Linked DNA regions of Homo sapiens: region 2 is linked to region 1. Evidence: chromatin contacts called from ENCODE Hi-C data. All regions are on one chromosome and are shown on one strand. The core of a region is the stretch at or near the end of the contact, and the rest is flanking DNA. Distances in the headings are between cores, read along the strand shown.

Region 1 (4,107 bases), core at 1,498-3,997:
TAGAAAGGCAAATTAGGGTAGATCTTAAGGGATCTTGTAGTCACCCTAGAAGCCTGGATTTGGTACGAAAAGACAGAGAACTATAAAATGAAGTTGGTCTGGAAAGTGGCATGATCAGATTTTTGTGGAAGGAAAACTCAGAACAATGCAGACAAAGATGAAGAGACTAGAGGCAGGAAAATCAGTCCAGAAGCTACCTCAGTCATCAGACACAAGTCCATGTCTAAGCTATCGTGCACTATTTGCACCCAAAGGCATACTTCATAAATCAGGACTTGTAATTTTCCATAAATGACAGTTGTCTCTATCTCAGCTAGTTTTATACATTCTTTCAACAATATTTTTTTGATACTTATTCTTTACTAAATGAAGTTTAAAATGCTGGAGACAGACTAATGGACAATGCAGAAAAAGCCCGCTACGCCACGGTGCTTACATTCTACAAGGGGCAGACAGACAATAATAAAATAGCAATGTCAGGTAGTAATGGAGTTATAAAGAATGGAGAGTGCTACGGGTGTTCTATTTTACCTAAGATGAGCAGAGATGACTCTCTAACAAGGTGACAGAGGTCCTGGTGAAGCAAAGAGGTAAGCCATGTGGCTATCTAGAACAAGAGTTGTCCTGGCAGAGGAAATGAAAGTGCTATCACATGAAGCAGAATTCTGCTTGGGGTGTTTAAGGGACAGCAATGAAACCGAAACCACGAATAAGAACCTCTGGGGGCCAGGTGGACACTCTTTTACAAAGTCAGGAATACATCTTTAAATCAGAAAAGAAAAATATGTCACTGTCACTTGGAAGCCTGAGGGAGAGAGAATAAATGACCCAGAGCAATTTCATCCCCACAATCAGAAAACTCACTCACTGATTTTCTACCCTCCTGGTGGTGGGCTGTTATAATTGTGTGTGTGTGCGTGTGTGCATGTGTGTGTGTGACAGAGAGTGAGAGAGAAAGTCTGGGTACCAGTTTACATGGCTATCAGCATGATTTAGAGGCATCACTCTGGTACGTTGGACCAAGCCATGCATGTTAGCACACATTAAAATGTAAGAAATATCACAAGATTTCTGAGAAAAGATGATAGACAGTTGTTTAGCTAGAATAGTTTATTATGGTCCTGTGAAAGACCTCTTTGCATCTCATACAAGTTGGAGATTTACAATCTTTTCATTTGTAACCATCTAAATGTAATTATGCCACAGACTATTACAGATCTCAAGTTTTACTTTTGTCATAATGCTGCTGTCAAGAAAAAAAGTTGAATAGTATTACATAAGTACTTGTGAGAACTGACTATTCCTTTCTGATGTTATTTTTACCTTAAGTTCACGCGTTTAAGCACAGAACTTCAACATTTGTGATCCTTCTAATTATTAAAAACACTAATGCTAGTGAGCTCTATTCTATGCCAGATGCCGCGCTTCTATGCATTATCCCATTTAATCCCCACAACACCCTTAGAGGCCTGTAAAAGTGATCACAGAAAATAATTTCCATGTATTTGCCACCCAGGCATAAAGTATAAAAGTAATGAAACAATGTCATTTATTAACTTCCAAATTAAAATATTTTAATGGAGAGTAGAAAAAGAAATGCAATAATTTGAGTTACTAGACAGAACAGGAAATAAATTCGACTTAAATATTTATTAAGTATTTTTATGGTTTGAAGATAAACTAGGCCCTGAGAAACTTATATTTTAGCTGGGAAAGAAGGGAGGAAAAGAAGGAGAGAGAGAGAGAGACAGAATGAATGAATGAATTATACTGCAAGGCAGGATGCAGGAATTGTCAATAGCAAGTTACGGGAGGAATTAATTCTGCCTGAGAGAATATGGCTAAAATTCTAGGGGAGGTACAGGTCGCATGGGAGAGAACACAATCTGGTTCAGATAGGGCAAAAAGCAAAGGAGAGAGACTCCATAAAATATAAACAAGCAGAAATTAGCGAACAAAGAGAACAGCACTAGGAGCCAAGCCAGAAGAAATAAAAGTGTCCAAAGAGCAAAGGTGGGATTGAGTGGAGTGTCTCAAGCAAAAGAGGAAAAGAAAGATATAGAAACAGAAGGCACACATGGGTGTGGTTTATAGGGCTATAGACTTGCCTGATAGGTGAGTAAGGGAGATGGAGAGAAGGGTAAAAGCCCACCTCCAGTACAGGGTAAGTGACAGCACAGTCCATCTAGTAAAAAATAACATTACTATGAAATAATAACAACCATTTATGTTTTTGTGATCTCTTCTTTTTTGTGTGTGACATGGAGTCTTGCTCTGTTGCCCAGGCTGAAGTGCAGTGGCGTATCTTGGCTCACTGCAACCTCCGCCTCCTGGGTTCAAGTGATTCTCCTGCCTCAGCCTCCTGAGTAGCTGGGACTACAGGCATGCACCACCACACCCAGCTACTTTTTGTATTTTTAGTAAAGATGGTGTTTCAACATGTTGGCCAGGCTGGTCTCAAACTCCTAACCTCAGGTGATCCACCCACCTCGGCCTTCTAAAGTGCTGGAATTACAGGCATGAGCCAACATACCTGGCCAATCTCTTCTTATTACGAGTAACTGTTAGCCAAGACCATCACTTATGGCCAAAGTTACCACAATAATTCAGTTAACAGCTGCACAGAACTGACAAGAAGAATGCATTGTGAAGGCAAATCACAGCAAAAGCACACACAGTTGAGAAGAGCTTTGAGTGGGAGGTAGCTTTTGCTTGACATTTTTGTTCCAGAGATCTAGAAGCTTATCTTTCTTTTACTGGCCTCCCTCCAAGGTTCCAGCCCCAGTGTTAGCAACAAACCAGACTGTTTGCCATTGTTCAATCACAGAATGTTCTTTCAAATCTCCAAACTGTTCTTGCTTTCTGTGCCTGAAAACAGCTCCTCATCCTCCTTCAAGGCAAAGTTCCCAAATACGGCATTTGAATTTAATTACAATCTATTGATTATATTGGCTTTTTCCTTTGGCAAAACTTAGTGATCCTACTGAAATAGGGATTATAGTGTAGCAAAGTAATTAGGAGTTAAATAGAAAACCTTCTTCTAAGGACTGATGTTCCCAGAAAGGACTCTTGTGATCTCAGTACAAATGGTCCCTAAATGAATGCTGAGTCCCTCTAATAGGGAAACTGAAATTTCCTCAGAAGTAGATTCAGGAAGCAGAAATATTCTCAAATCCTCACAGTAGCAAAAGCCTAAGGAATTTTCCATACCTCAGGATACATATCAGGGATTTGACATTTGGCACCTACTGTACCATTTCCCCCAAACCACCAATTTATCATTACCCTTTTCAGATGGGGCATTCTAGTGCTACTTACTTCCTAGGCAAACTCTGTGGAAACACCACATTAATCATTTCACATACTTTCAGGGTTGATAGCATTGCTGAGTTTGAGTTTCAGACCTCAACCAACTGGCTTTCAGATGTTTCTCAGTTGTATAGAAATTATCCTTTTTTAAGACTAGAAATATGAAAGTATAATTAGTTTGTGGAAACTGTCTAATATCTGTGACTTATTATACTGAGTTCAGCACTGAATTCCTGCCATTTTATGGCAGGAATTTTGAGCATTTTATGACTGACAAGGCAGAAACCACATGAGTCTGAGCATTCTGTGTGAACAACTAATGGGAATGTAACCAGGCTTTGCTGTTGAAGAGCACCTGTGGAATGGAAATGCTGACTGGCCATTGGCCAGCTTGCTGTTAGTACTTATAATTACCAAGTTCACCACATGGTCATTTGATTTGGTGTGACATTGGTCTCTCCATCAAAGTGCTGCCATTTTTAAGTGTACTATCTATTGAAAAGAGCAAAAAGGACCAAGTACTTTCACATCAGCTCCTGGATCTATGCTCATACATTTTAAACTAGATATTTTCTTTCTCATTTTGGTGTTCCTGTCATTGTTGGAAGTTCAAGATCTTCCCTAAGAGCTACTTTTTAAGTTTGTTCCTGTGGAATATGCCTCCCATGTATTCTCTGAAACTACTTCATTTGGGCTATATCTTTGAATAATATAATAATCAGAGCTAACATTTACTTACTTAGTGGTAAGCAATGCACTGTTTTTACTTTCATTAACTCATCCAATCTTTATGCCATT
Region 2 (3,978 bases), core at 1,376-3,875, 630 kb after region 1:
TGATTTTTGTACATTGATTTTGTATCCTGAGACTTTGCTGAAGTTGCTTATCAGCTTAAGGAGATTTTGGGCTGAGACAATGGGGTTTTCTAGATATATAATCATGTCATCTGCAAACAGGGACAATTTGACTTCCTCTTTTCCTAAATGAATACCCTTTCTTTCCTTCTCCTGCCTAATTGCCCTGGCCAGAACTTCCAACTCTATGTTGAATGGGAGTGGTGAGAGAGGTCATCCCTGTCTTGTGCCAGTTTTCAAAGGGAATGCTTCCAGTTTTTGTCCATTCAGTATGATATTGGCTGTGGGTTTGTCATAGATAGCTCTCATTATTTTGAGATATGTCCCATCAATACCTAATTTATTGAGAGTTTTTAGCATGAAGGTTGTTGAATTTTGTCAAAGGCCTTTTCTGCATCTATTGAGATAATCATGTGGTTTTTGTCTTTGGTTCTGTTTATATGCTGGATTACATTTATTGATTTGCGTATATTGAACCAGCCTTGCATCCCAGGGATGAAGCCCACTTGATCATGGTGGATAAGCTTTTTGATGTGCTGCTGGATTCGGTTTGCCAGTATTTTATTGAGGATTTTTGCATCAATGTTCATCAAGGATATTGGTCTAAGATTCTCTTTTTTGGTTGTGTCTCTGCCAGGCTTTGGTATCAGGATGTTGCTGGCCTCATAAAATGAGTTAGGGAGGATTCCCTCTTTTTCTATTGGTTGGAATAGTTTCAGAAGGAATGGTACCAGTTCCTCCTTGTACCTCTGTTAGAATTCAGCTGTGAATCCATCTGGTCCTGGACTCTTTTTGGTTGGTAAGCTATTGATTATTGCCACAGTTTCAGAGCCTGTTATTGGTCTATTCAGAGATTCAACTTCTTCCTGGTTTAGTCTTGGGAGTGTGTATGTGTTGAGGAATTTATTCATTTCTTCTAGATTTTCTAGTTTATTTGCATAGAGGTGTTTGTAGTATTCTCTGATGGTAGTTTGTATTTCTGTGGAATCGGTGGTGATATCCCCGTTATCATTTTTTATTGCGTCTATTTGATTCTTCTCTTTTTTCTTCTTTATTAGTCTTGCTAGCGGTCTATCAATTTTGTTGATCCTTTCAAAAAACCAGCTCCTGGATTCATTAATTTTTTGAAGGGTTTTTTGTGTCTCTATTTCCTTCAGTTCTGCTCTGATTTTAGTTATTTCTTGCCTTCCGCTAGCTTTTGAATGTGTTTGCTCTTGCTTTTCTAGTTCTTTTAATTGTGATGTTAGAGTGTCAATTTTGGATCTTTCCTGCTTACTCTTGTGGGCATTTAGTGCTATAAATTTCCCTCTACACACTGCTTTGAAAGTGTCCCAGAGATTCTGGTATGTTGTGTCTTTGCTCTCGTTGATTTCAAAGAACATCTTTATTTCTGCCTTCATTTCGTTATGCACCCAGTAGTCATTCAGGAACAGGTTGCTCAGTTCCATCTGAGCTTTGAAGAGAGCAGTGGTTCTCCCAGCACGCAGCTGGAGATCTGAGAACAGGCAGACTGCCTCCTCAAGTGGGTCCCTGACCCCTGACCCCCGAGCAGCCTAACTGGGAGGCACCCCCCAGTAGGGGCAGACTGACACCTCACACGGCCGGGTACTCCTCTCAGACAAAACTTCCAGAGGAACGATCAGACAGCAGCATTCGCGGTTCAAGAAAATCCGCTGTTCTGCAGCCACCACTGCTGGTACTCAGGCAAACAGGGTCTGGAGTGGACCTCTAGCAAACTCCAACAGACCTGCAGCTGAGGGTCCTGTCTGTTAGAAGGAAAACTAACACACAGAAAGGACATCCACACCAAAAACCCATCTGTACCTCACCATCATCAAAAACCAAAAGTAGATAAAACCACAAAGATGGGGAAAAAACAGAGCAGAAAAACTGGAAATTCTAAAAAGCAGAGTGCCTCTCCTCCTCCAAAGGAATGCAGCTCCTCACCAGCAATGGAACAAAGCTGGATGGAGAATGACTTTGACGAGTTGAGAGAGGAAGGCTTCAGACGATCAAACTACTCCGAGCTACGGGAGGAAATTCAAACCAAAGGCAAAGAAGTTGAAAACATCCCCTTTCTTAAGTGTATACACAGGTGGGATTTAGATGGGATGAGGGAGGAGGGGACACTTAAATCAAGGGAACAGCCTGAGTAATGGCAATATATTCATGTATGAGAGAAGTAATAAGGAGAGTAGCCAGACTACAGCAGACAATTTCTCCTAGAGGGGGATTGTGGGAGGTTAAGGAGGAATCTTCTGGTGGCACAATCTTATAGAATAGTGGGTGTGCTCGGTTGTAGAGTGATGGGTGGGTGCCAAAGAGATGTGGAGGAGAAGAAGGTGGCAAAGCTCACAGGTGGGTCTCTCCACTGTGGAGAGAACTGGGTTGCTATCCTGAGTGCAAAGTCAGGAAGCAGTACACAAAACCACCCTTACTTCTGACACCAAATGCAATTCCAGGGTTTCTGGAGACCACTCTCAGTTTCCATAGTTCACTAGAAGGACTCACAGAACTCACTGAAAGCTGTTATATTCATGGTTTTGATTTATCACAGTGAAAGGTTACAGAATCAAATCAGTCAAGGGAAGTGATACATAGGGCAGTGTCCAGAAAAGTCCCCAACAAAGAACTGATTGTTCTCTTCCAGCATATTGTGGACAGCATTAGCTTTCCCAGTAACATTGTGAGGCAATATGCACAAAGTACTGCCAACCAGGGAAGCTCACCCACGGCTTGGTGCCCAGAGTTTTTATTGGGACTCAGTCACACAGACCTGGTTGATCACCCATGTGTTCGACCTCAGTCTCCAGCCCCACCAAAAGCACATTATTAGACTGCTGGCGTGGCCCAAGTCCCTCAGGTAGACAAAGATATGACATTCTAAGGGGTTAGAGAGTACCTCCCAGGGCCCAAGGAAAAAGCCAGGCTTCTCTTTGGGTATGGGCAATTTATTACTATACCCTGAGGTAACATATTTTGTTCTTCATTTTGTCCCCTTTTTCTTTTCTTCTTCTTCTCATTTCTGTCCTTTTCCAAAATTTTTAAGGTATATATCTATGCCCAAACAGTCTATGCCCAGAAGACCCTCTCCTCTGCTGCTGTCCAGTCACTGTCATAGTGACTGGGTTCTATGTACTGAGAACAGGGTCAGTGGCGTCTCTTCATTCTAAGTTTGACAAACGCCGCAGAGTATGCTGGGAAAATTTCCTGGTGCCAGGACCCTGGAGAATGTTATTTGCAAGACAGTTTCCTCCTCAAGTTGAAAAAATACACAAACAAATACAAGTCACGTCAGAAACCAAGTACTAAAAGTCTGAATCCCATGGCAGCATAGGGATTGCCCCTTTCCACTAGGGATAGAGCATGCTGAAGATTTATGCTGGGTCATATAGTCTCAAACAATGAGAGTTCTTAAAAATATTAAATTACCCTAAATAAATTGACTATGTGATTCAGGTAAGGCTGCCTCACAGCCTTAGAATAGGTCCTTTTAAAGCTCTCTCAGGTGTCTTTTTGTTTTATTTGAGATTCCTTTCTTTGCCACCCTGTTTCCTTCAGTGAATGCTCAGCCAGGGAAAGCCTTCTCAGAAAACGAGGAGATTTCACCACCTTGAGTCTTTGATCTTCCTTAATTATCTTTAGAGATTTCTATAAGAGTAGCCTGCCTTAATTTTTTTTTTTTATTCTTTGGAAACATCAGACTGGGTCCAGCTTTGGGCTTATGCCTACATTATAAATGCTAAAGGGCTTTATTTGCAAATAAATTACTTCCCACACACACTTGTCAAACTAAATCATAAGGCACAAAAATAAAAGGACTTGAATTGACAAAAATGATAATTATTCGCAAAGGGAAACCATTTCAAATGTGTTCCTACTTACCCACACCTACTTTTTGATCTTTGGTCCAAAAACCCTCTTAAATTAAGCGTTTTGCTTTCAGTGCACTTATCTCAG

What was found. Hi-C counts contacts between places; a loop is a spot of excess contacts on that map. Pooled maps may share reads with other maps.
Region 2: a map of IMR-90 shows a loop between it and region 1 (2.5-fold over the local background). The contact joins two enhancer-like sites. A Hi-C loop is called at or near these places in 2 of 168 maps with a recorded cell type or tissue (A673 and IMR-90), 1 of 37 single-sample maps with no recorded cell type and 2 of 50 pooled maps.

Annotation. Positions count from the first base shown.
Region 1 is chr6:78,828,969-78,833,075 of GRCh38, forward strand. No RefSeq gene overlaps it. Among named protein-coding and RNA genes, the nearest start is that of IRAK1BP1, 37 kb to the right of the region's middle. Within about 2 kb of position 2,748, at least 2 of the 41 ENCODE cell types and tissues checked have a DNase peak (open chromatin) inside an H3K27ac peak, as active enhancers do.
Region 2 is chr6:79,458,671-79,462,648 of GRCh38, forward strand. The region is part of intron 5 of LOC100506851 (a long non-coding RNA gene); the gene reads left to right. Among named protein-coding and RNA genes, the nearest start is that of LCA5, 77 kb to the right of the region's middle. Within about 2 kb of position 2,626, at least 2 of the 41 ENCODE cell types and tissues checked have a DNase peak (open chromatin) inside an H3K27ac peak, as active enhancers do.